2 separate regions of the Homo sapiens genome follow, and region 2 is linked to region 1. A link is an interaction called in ENCODE POLR2A ChIA-PET data of the cell type or tissue named here. Cell type or tissue: OCI-LY7. All regions are shown on one strand. Links, peaks and the distances in the headings refer to the core of each region. The heading gives the core; the rest is flanking DNA.

Region 1 (5,363 bases), core at 1-5,000:
GGTCTGCTTCACAAGAGGTCATGCCTCTGCAGGGAATCACACACCTTTTGAGAAATATTAATTCTTTTGAATTACAAGAGTGACAGTTAGTAAACTGCTCCAGGGAAATAAGTGTCATCTTTTAAGAGTCAGTGTATAGCAAACCAAAAGATCACATTTATACCCAAAGCTTTCTAGTAATCAGAATTTACTTAATTAGAATTGACTCATAAAAATAAAGTTAGTGGACTTTGTCTCCATTTTTAAAGTATATTTTGTAAATGTTAATTCTGTGGTCCTGTTTATCACAGACTTTGGGTAGCAATAGGAAGAGAGTGTTATTCTGAGACAGTGTCGCTGCTTGATATCACTGACTCTTGAAATCACTAACAGTGAACCTCAAATTTGGTTATGATGTTAACAGAGAAGAAATATTTGAGTCTGGAATATTGAAACTAGCTTTCCTAGAATTCCATTAATAAATGCTGCTCCCCCATATAGTCTTCCCTTCTGTATAATTAACATAGGTTGTCTCATGGCTTTGATCTTCAAAAGGAAGAGCCTTTTAAAAACATTTGCCAACCTCAAGAATAAATACTGAAAGTCTTGAAAGTATGGTCATTTCAGCTATTCCAGATTGCTGTCTGTGATTTCTCACATTTTTATTTGCTGAGAAACATTCAGAAAATTATTCCAAAAATGAAGGTACATTTTCTGTTCTCTCCTAGGTTAGAGAGGGGTGGCCTGGGGTGCTTCATGAGAAATGTCTTCCTGGATCTGCGGTGGTCAGGTTTGCCTCTGCTTTTGTTCCCTGCCTTTCCGCCACATCACACGGCCTCACTGGGCTTCCTACCAGTTTCTCAGAATTACACGCACGACCATCCAAACATTGGCTCCATGCCAGGGCTGTGACTGCAGCCTGTGTAGGACCATGGGGAGTTCAGAGTCATCATACAAGGCAGCCAAGAACTGCCATAAACACTACACAGATGGAGGGCATGGGATAGGACAGGAGAGGAGGTGATGTACACTTAGAGGTAACTAAGGCTAGTTTGAAAACCGTGAATTAAGATATTCTTATCAGTATAAAAACACTGAGATTGCTTACCTCCCAAATTGCTTTATTGTATTAACTCTCATGCTTCAGCTCTTGGATTTGTTGTTTCTAACTAACATGTCATGTACACCAAACATTTTATAAATCAATCAGTAAATATTTTGTAAGACCCAAAATCCTGGCATATTGCCAGGTCTGTGGATTTGCCTGTTGGGTGTTGGGATGGGATATCAGAGGAAGAAGCATACAAGTGGGAAAAACTGTGATTAGAAAGGGAAAAATAGGCATTTCCACAGTACTATTAAGAGAGGCATGATAATGCCATTTTTTTTCTTCTGTACAACTGGTCAGATTTCAATAAATAATCATTGATGGTTTACTGTGTAGCCTCAGAAGGTGAAGTCTATGAGGGCAGGGAGGTGTGTGTGTGTGTGTGTGTGTACTTTTTAACTGCTGAACCCCAGTGTCTAGAACAGTACCTGGCACACAGTAGGCATTCCATAAATATTTGTTTATTGATTGAATGACTGCTAAACACTGCTAGACTGCGGGGATGAGATGTGTGAGAAATGCCTCCTGATCTTAAGACACTCACAGTCAAGTGGAAGATACAAGCATGGAATCAAGTAATTAAGAAAAATGATTCTCAGGCCAGGTGCCGTGGCTCACACCTGTAATCCCAGCACTTTGGGAGGCTGAGTGGGGTAGATCACTTGAGGTCAGGAGTTCAAGACCAGCCTGGTCAACATGGTAAAACCCCGTCTCTACTAAAAATACAAAAAAAAAAAAAAAAAAAAAAAGCTAGACATGGTATTGCATGCCTGTAATCCCAGCTATTTGGGAGACTGAAGCAGGAGAATCACATGAACCCAGGAGGCAGAGGTTGCAGTGAGCTGAGATCATGCCACTGCACTCCAGCCTGGACAACAGAGCGAGACTTAGTCTAAAAGAAAAGAAAAGAAAAAAATGTCTCTGGACCAGCAGACTATTTGTTAGAAGTGCATATTCTTAGGGTGCTCCCTAGGCTTACTGAATTAGAACCTCTCAGGGTGGGCCCAGCAAGCTGGGGTTTCACGACCTTGCGGGTGATTCTGGTGACCTTTAAGGCTGAGAACTGCCATTGTGGATGTAACTGTAGGAACAGTGGGGGCACACGAGGATTTACCAGCACTCTGGGGAGTCATGGAAAGGACCCTGTAGAGGCAGAGGTGATGAGGTGGGGCCTGAGGGGATCCAGGGGTTTGCCAGGTAAACAGTGGGAATGAGACAAATTTCTGGGAAAAAGTGATGGAGACAGACTGCTGAGCCACCCCAGGAGCCCGCCTGGGTTTGGAGAAGCTCTGTGGGGCACTTTTGACCCAGATCTATAAATTCCCAGTCTTCATCCCTTAGCCTGAGAAATCAGAACTTACACTTAAACAAAAAATACAATGTCTTTCTAAATTTCAAAGAATGGGAGGATGATGGTAAGTTCATAATTTGTAAAAAAAAAAAAAAAAAAAAAAAATAGCTCTGCCATTTGTTTACTGCCTAAGTGGCCACAGAATATGCTACTGTGAGGGGAGCTAAGTGTAAGCATTTGCCTGGCTTCCTTCATCCCAGTCATGCAGAACATACGCAGGTGTGTGTATTTTCATTGTATTGCTGCTGAAGCTTTTTCTTTCCTTTTTCAAGACAGGGTCTCACTCTGTTGCCCAGGCTGGAGTGCAGTGGTGCCTTCATAGCTCACTGCAGCCTTGACTGTTTTCTGTGCTCAAGCGGTCCTCCCCACCTCAGCCTCCCAAGTAGCTGGGACTACAGGCACGTGCCACCACGCCTGGCTAGTTTATTTTTTATTTATTTTTTGTAGAGACAGGGGTCTTGCTATGTTGCCCAGGCTGGTCTTGAACTCCTGGCCTCAAGCAATCCTCCTGCCTCTGCCTCCCAAAGTGCTGTGATTACAGGCATGAGCCACCGCGCCTGGCCAAGTTAGCTTTATTTCTGGGTCAATGAATGGTACCAACACTCTATAAACATGAACTCTATCTTTAGTGACACTATGATACATAAATGAGCTTATCGCCCCTGAATGTCTATATCTAAACCCACGTAACACTTGGGAAGGAGAAAGAAAGAAGTGAGCCCATCTTGGGACAGGAGCTCCTTTGGTGAGTGTAGCACAGAGTGATTTGTTAGGGAAAGCACATGTCTTTCCAGAAGGACATGAGCCAGAACTTTCCTGGAATACTTCCCACCACCCCATGATTCTCAGAAATTGGGGTCCAGGCCAGGATGAACGAGAAAGAAACCACAGTTCATCCCAGTGCTGACACCCGTACCCAGAGAGGCCCGGGCCGGGGATGTATCCCAAGGACAAAAGGTGGAGGGAGGAGGCTGGGGGGAGTTCACTTCCTGTGGAGTGAATGGAAACAGCCTGGCTCTGCCTAATGTGCATGAGGGGCTGGGGGTGGCTTGAACAGCTTGAAGTACCTTGTGTAGTGTGTGCGCACATTCACAATGTTAGAAAAAAACAAAAACAAGAGCTAAGCGAGAAGTCTGAAATACTGTGGTGTATGATGCTGTTGAGTTGCAAGAAATGGAAGCTCGTGAGCCGGGAGGCTTCTGTGTGGCAGATCGTAACTCCTGACCAACTTTGTTTCACCCATGATGATAACCAGCAGAGGTTCTCCAGGTTGTTTATTTTTGAACATGGTACAATTCATTAACAAATATTTGCCAGGGCTTAGCTTACCATGAGCCAGGCACTGTGAGGAGTGCAGTTACAGTGGTGAGGAAAACCAGACACAAACCCTGCCCTCGTGGAGCTTATCGTCTAGTTGGGGAGATGGACATACATCAGTATTCATGAAAATGAATGAAAGGTACACAGAAAAGAACTGGCCTCCCAACAAATACAGGGACATGTTTTTTCAGTTCTTCCACTTCACAGAGATCTGGTACTATTATAATGGCACCATGGGCTGCACTTAGTGGACCCAGAAAGTTCTACTGGTTTGGGTTTTTTAAAAGATATCCTACACGCTTAAGCAGGGAATCTTTTGGAAACCTCTGGAAGAACAATCATATTAAACATGCAAATAGGGCTGGGCACGGTGGCGCACACCAGTAATCCCAGCACTTTGGGAGGCTGAGGCAGGTGGATCATGAGGTCAGGGGTTTGAGACCAGCCTGGCCAACATGGTAAAACCCTGTCTCTACTAAAAATACAAAAAAAAAAAAAAAGAAAGAAAGAAACTAGCCAGGCATGGTGGCGTGGGCCTGTAATCCCAGCTACTCAGCAGGCTGAGGCATGAGAATCACTTGAATCCAGGAGGCGGAGGTTGCAGTGAGCCAATATCGTGTCACTGCACTTCAGCCTGGGCAAAAGAGCAAGACTATATAAAAAAAAAAAAAAAATTGGACCATGACCCTTAACCTCAAGATTCTGTGACTTGTCAGGGTGGAAAAAAATGTATGTAAATAAGTATAGATGTGATAAGCTTTAATAAAGAGCAGGGGAATTTAGAGAAACTGTACCAAGCATTAAATGTATTATTTTTAGTAACCAGAAATTCCTTCTATTGATGTAATTAAGATTTTATAGTGTTTGAGAGGCCAAGGCAGGAGGACCACTTGAAGCCAGGAGTTCAAGACCAGCCTGGGAAACATAGCAAGACCCTGTCTCTCCAAAAAGAAACTAAAAAATTAGCCAGTTGTGGTGGTGCACACCTGTAGTCCCAAGCTGCTAGAGAGGCTGAAGCGGGAGAATCACTTGAGCCTAGGAGTTCAAGGCTGCAGTGAGCTATGCTTGCACCACTGCACTCCAGCCTGGGTGACAGAGTGAGACACTGTTTCAAATAGAAAAAAAACTGCATATAGTACTTTACTCTCAGATATGAGTGTTTCTGTTGACCAGGAATTTTACCATTCCTGGTTCTCTGATGCGGAGGTGGCCTTGTGAAAGGACACAGTTTCTGCTGAGCTGAACACGCTTTAGTGTAATCTGATGAAGAACTTCTATGCTGGTTGCGGTATTGGTGGAAAGTGTTTTATTTTGCAGAAAAAGCACAAATTCCACAGAGGGCAACAGTTATCCATTCACTCCATAGCTATCTATTGCTGCATGACAGACTACCCCCTAAAACTTAGTGGCCCATGCCACTATTTTATTTTGCATGATTCTGTGAGCCAGGAATTTGGGCAAGATTCAGCAGAACAGCTCTACTCCCTGTGGCACTGGCTGGGGTCATGGACGGTTGTGTGCCACTGGTGGGTCAGTTGAGAGGGGGGCCCAGCCGGCACAGGGACAGTGAGGCTGGACCATCCAAGGGGCTTCTTTCAGGTTTCT
Region 2 (5,384 bases), core at 127-5,126, 180 kb after region 1:
ACTGTATACGTTCTAAAAGATCACTGTGTAAGTTAACTAGTCCATTATTGTGGTCTAGCCTATACTACATGTTATGGAAAATTGTCCATTATTGCAGGCTAGGTAATTAAATTGTGGACTTACGCAAAGGATTACTATACAGTCGGAGAAAGGATGAGGAAGCTCCATATCTGCACATCCAGTATGGTAGCCACTAGCTGCATGTGGCTGTTTAAATCTGAATTAATCAAAATTAGATAAAATGTAAAAATTCAGTTCTTTGGTCGTGCTAGCTACATTTAAAAGTGCTCAGTAACCACATGTGCCCACTGGCTACCATATCGGACAGCACAGGTATAGACCATTTCTATCAATGGAGGAAGTTTTTTTGGATGGCACTGCTTTATATAGTGTATTAGTCCGTTTTCACGCTGCTGATAAAGACATACCCAAGACCAGGCAATTTACAAAAGAAGGAGGTTTAATGGACTTACCAGTTCCACATGGCTGGAGAGGCCTCACACTCATGGCAGAAGGCAAGCAAGAGCAAGTCACATCTTACATAGATGGTGACAGGCAAAGAGCTTGTGCAGGGAAACTCCCCCTTACGTTACCATCAGATCTCGTGAGACTTATTCACTATCACGAGAACAGCACGGGAAAGACCTGCACCCATGATTCAATTACCTCCCACCAGGTCCCTCCCACAACACGTCGGAATTCAAGATGAGATTTGGGTAGGGACACAGCCAAACCATATCATAGAGCAAATACAACGCATCTCTAAAATACCTGTATTATAATACATAACAGACACCTAAAGATAGAAAATTCTATGTAAAACAAAACTCAGATTATTTGTGAAAGTTTAAAACTTGATTTCCAAACAAAAGGAAGCTTTTCACGGATTTTTTTTTTTTTAAGACAGGATCTCACTCTGTCACCCAGGCTGGAGTGCAATGGTGTGATCATGATTCACTGTAGCCTCAACCTCCCGAGTCCAAGTGATCATCCCACCTCAGCCCCCGAAGTAGCTGGAACTACAGGCATGCACCACCATACCTTACTAATTTTTTTTACTTTTTGTAGGGATGAGGTTTCACTGTGTTGCCCAGGCTGATCTTGAGCTCCTGAGCTCAAGCAGTCCTTCCGTCTTGGCCTCTCAAAGTGCTGGGATTACAGTTGTGAGCCATCACACCCTGCCGACTTTTTTTTTTATTTTATTAATAACCACCCCATTTTCTCCTATCAGTTTGCCATTTTTTCAGATGTATCAATATGATTGTGAGGTAGATTACATATTATGGAAAGAATTAAGTTGGTACTATTGTTGAAGGCAAACAGTATAAAGGATTCTTGATGAATTAATAAGTTTTCAGCCAGCCTTTGTTTTTTTGCATGCAAAGAGCTTGATCTCAGCATGCCTGAAGAAGTAACCTTCTTCAGTGCTTTATTGATTCATGCTCTAAATGAACTCTAAATTTGCTAGGTGCTATGAAATACCTAACAGAAAGTTACAGCTGTAATCACAACTTCCTGGAATATTCTGAAATTAGGTATAAGGCAGACCTGGTGCGTGCCTATACCAGCTATTTGGGAAGCTGAGGCAGGAGGATCACTTGGGGACAAGAGTTCAAGGCTGCTCTGTGCTGTGATCACACCTGTGAATGGCCACTGCACTCCAGCCTGGGCAACATAGGAAGACCCCATCTCCGAGAAAAGTTTTAAAAATAGATATAATCTTTGTATGGCTGTAGAACATCTTAAAATGTGTATCTTAGAGTCTGGCTTATTTTAATATTGTCTAAGAAGGTAGAAAATAATCATAGTTTTTTTAAAATGAGGAATTGAACTATAAATTTGAGATACTAATGAATAATTTATTTTAACAGAACAACAGAAAATAAGGAAATTCTCTCTCTTGAAGATAAAGTTGTAGACTTTAGAGAAAAAGACTCATCTTCGAATTTATCTTACCAAAGTCATGACTGCTCTGGTGCTTGTCTGATGAAAATGCCACTGAACTTGAAGGGAGAAAACCCTCTGCAGCTGCCAATCAAATGTCACTTCCAAAGACGACATGCAAAGACAAACTCTCATTCTTCAGCACTCCACGTGAGTTATAAAACCCCTTGTGGAAGGAGTCTACGAAACGTGGAGGAAGTTTTTCGTTACCTGCTTGAGACAGAGTGTAACTTTTTATTTACAGATAACTTTTCTTTCAATACCTATGTTCAGTTGGCTCGGAATTACCCAAAGCAAAAAGAAGTTGTTTCTGATGTGGATATTAGCAATGGAGTGGAATCAGTGCCCATTTCTTTCTGTAATGAAATTGACAGTAGAAAGCTCCCACAGTTTAAGTACAGAAAGACTGTGTGGCCTCGAGCATATAATCTAACCAACTTTTCCAGCATGTTTACTGATTCCTGTGACTGCTCTGAGGGCTGCATAGACATGTGAGTAGAAAAACATGGCGTTTCAAAAAAATCTTCTGAATGTAAGGACGCTTGTTAAGAAGTCTTGCTATGTATTAATTTGTCTATCTAAAACCTGTTCAAGAGTTACAGTAAGACTGGGCGTGGTGGCCCACGTGTGTAATCCCAGCACTTTTGGGAGACCGAGTGGGAGGCCAGCTTGAGCAAAGGAGTTTGAGAACAGCCTGGGCAACATGGCAAAACCCCATCTTAACAAAAAATTTAAAAATTAGCTGGGTATGGTGGTGTGCATCTATAGTCCCAGCTACTCTGGAGGCTGGGGTGGGAGATCTGCTTGAGCCCAGGAGGTCAAGGATGCAGTGAGCTGTGATCACACACTGTACCAGAGGCCTGGACAACAAAGCAAGACCCTGTCTCCAAAAAATAAAAATAAAAATAAAAGAGTCTACAATGGGAAAATGAACTCTGTCACTAGCAGTAGGAAAAAAAACCTCTAATTATTTGCCAAATATGGTAATTTGAAACATTTCTTCCAAGAATGCATATTTCCTTTAATCTAGTACTAATACATTAAAAGATAATCAATGGCATTACAACAAATGATATTTAACAGTGCCAGACACTGTGACAAGTACTTCACATTCATTCTCTTAATCTTCACAAAAACCCATGAGGTATAGGTAATATCTCAGTGTTATACATGAGGAAGTTGAGCCTCAGAGAAGTCAATTTGGAGAGGTCATAGAACAAATTGTAGAGACAGGATTTGAACCCATGTTCTTAACCATTGGGTTATATGTTGCATTTTACTTTTAAAAATCATTTGCTGGCTAATGTGATGCTTATAACTAGTATTTTCTTAATCATAGAATAGTATTAACATCCCATGAAAAAATGAAAACATGTTCTAATATATTAAGACTTTGAAAAACATTTTAAGGGTGTGTAGTACACATACATTCGTAGGTATACAGATGTAGAGTGGTGTTGCATTATATGTACTTTTAATTTAATGCAAATTTAGCTACCCATACTTGGCAAAAAAAGAATAAGAGAATGATAAATAATTTAAATAGTATAATAATAGTTTTCACCATCCTCTAAGTTAATTGGAGTGTAAAATGAGAGCTATATCTACTGTTACCTCAGTTTGGCTCAGTTCCTTGAGGCCTCTCATAGAGGAAACCTCTCACTGTGCTGTTTTATTCTGTTTAAAAATATGTATTTTATTTTGTAAAGATTACCTCTAAATGTAACCCAACTACCTCATCTGGGGACTTGGCTCTTCAAAGGAATAGAAACAGGTACCTGCACAAGACTAGGAACTAGGCCAGTATCTCACAGGGCCTGGAATTGTATTAATGAAAACCTTGTTAACAGCTGTAAAACCAATGGGGTCAGAGCCAAAGCGTTGGAGAAAGCACCCAATGTAGAGCAGCACACAGGACTAAACCCCACAGAAGGTATGATTTCAAACAAACATTTACAGCACACAAAGATGTTTAGGACCATGAAGGCAGCATGAGTCCCGACAAGTAGAGAGAATTAACACCTGAGGAATCAGAGGTAAATGTTGAATCTAATTGAAAGGGATTTTAAAACAGGTATAATTAAACTGTCCCAAGAGGCTGGGCACAGTGGCTCATACCTGTAATCCTAGCACTTTGGGAAGCTGAGGTAGGAACATCATTTGAGCCCAGGAGTTCGAGACCAGCCTGAGCAACCTAGCGAAACCCCATCTCTACAAAAATACAAAAGTTAGCGTGGCGTGGTGGGACGCCCTTGTAGTCCCAGCTAGTCGGGAGTCTGAGGTGGGAGGATCACCTGAGTGCAGGGAGGTCGAGGCTGCAGTGAGCCAAGATTGCGCCACTGCACTCCAGCCTGGGCAACAGAGTGAGACCCCTTCTCAAAAAAGAAAAACTATGAATTGTATATGAAGTGAGCAATACCTAATCCAGTAGAAAAGTTAAAAGGAATTAACTAGATTTGTATATAGCATGGATGGGTCTCAAAAACATTATATTGAACAACAAAAAAAGCAAGTTATAGAATAATACCTATAGTAAATTTTTTATAATGAAAAATACACAATATATTGTTTGTAGATACATGTGTATATAAAAGCATAAAGGATGCCACACTAAATCTCTTGAGAGTTTAGTTATATCTATGTTTTACTTTTTAACTTTTTTTAAGAAGACCATATATATGTGGTGTATATGTGGTGTGTATATTTTGAATTATATATACAGGGAAGAGAACTAGACAAAATGCTGACAACTAATTCTGGATGGTGGAAATATGGGTGTTTATTATTATCTGTATTTTTCTGTACTTTTTAAACTTTGCACACAAAATCACATGGGAAAGAACAATTATAGATTTTCATATCTGTAAACAGAATCCAAATTAATGAATTTGTTGATTGTTGTCGTTGTTCTTTTCTCTTGCAAACAGCAGCCACCATTCTGATGTGTATTAATTAATACAGAAAATACAGAAGAGAATCATAGAGGAAAAGACCTTAAAGTCACTTGTTCAGCAAAGGAGACTAAGATCCAGAGATTTTAACCAGCTCACCAGCAGTCATTTACCTAGTTACACAGCTAGAGTCCCCAAGTTCCTTACTTTGTATCAAATTATGGTTCCCTATCAAGTTAGTTAGTCATCTGAATAGAGGGGAAAGTACATGAAGTTTTATGGTTGCAAGCTTCCTGCCTCGCAACAGTATGAAAAAAGGATTCAATAATAGTAGGCAGATACCCGGCATCAATCTCCCCAGTCTGTTTCTGTCACTGGAGTGAGAGAGAACTTAAGACATCTGCAAAACTATGTCCTTACAAATTTGACATATTTAAGTTTATCCATTGTAAAAGAGCAGAACTAGCAGAATTCTCACAAACAAGCTTCTGTGCTGAACAGGGAAATTAAAGGAATTGATTTTGGAAAGCTAAACTCATATAGTTAAGT

What was found. ChIA-PET counts read pairs that join two places held together with the same protein. Peaks named below come from ENCODE experiments on the same cell type or tissue, not always from the same donor. Only the 100,000 strongest peaks of a DNase experiment are listed, where the experiment ranks them.
Region 2: POLR2A ChIA-PET joins it to region 1 with 13 read pairs; 3 of 35 experiments call an interaction of 5 or more read pairs at or near these places.

What each region holds. Positions count from the first base shown.
Region 1 is chr13:49,292,071-49,297,433 of GRCh38, forward strand. CDADC1 (cytidine and dCMP deaminase domain containing 1) reads left to right here. Exons shown (of 10, transcript NM_030911.4): 10 at 1-1,415. Among named protein-coding and RNA genes, the nearest start is that of CDADC1, 47 kb to the left of the region's middle. In OCI-LY7, for the core only: no CTCF peak of the experiment used is centred there; a DNase peak (open chromatin) is centred at 2,641; H3K27ac peaks cover 503 bases.
Region 2 is chr13:49,474,605-49,479,988 of GRCh38, forward strand. It overlaps SETDB2-PHF11 (SETDB2-PHF11 readthrough), which reads left to right. Exons shown (of 21, transcript NR_135324.2): 6 at 1,872-2,435. SETDB2 (SET domain bifurcated histone lysine methyltransferase 2) reads left to right here. Exons shown (of 14, transcript NM_001160308.3): 6 at 1,872-2,435. Among named protein-coding and RNA genes, the nearest start is that of PHF11, 19 kb to the right of the region's middle. In OCI-LY7, for the core only: no CTCF peak of the experiment used is centred there; no DNase peak of the experiment used is centred there.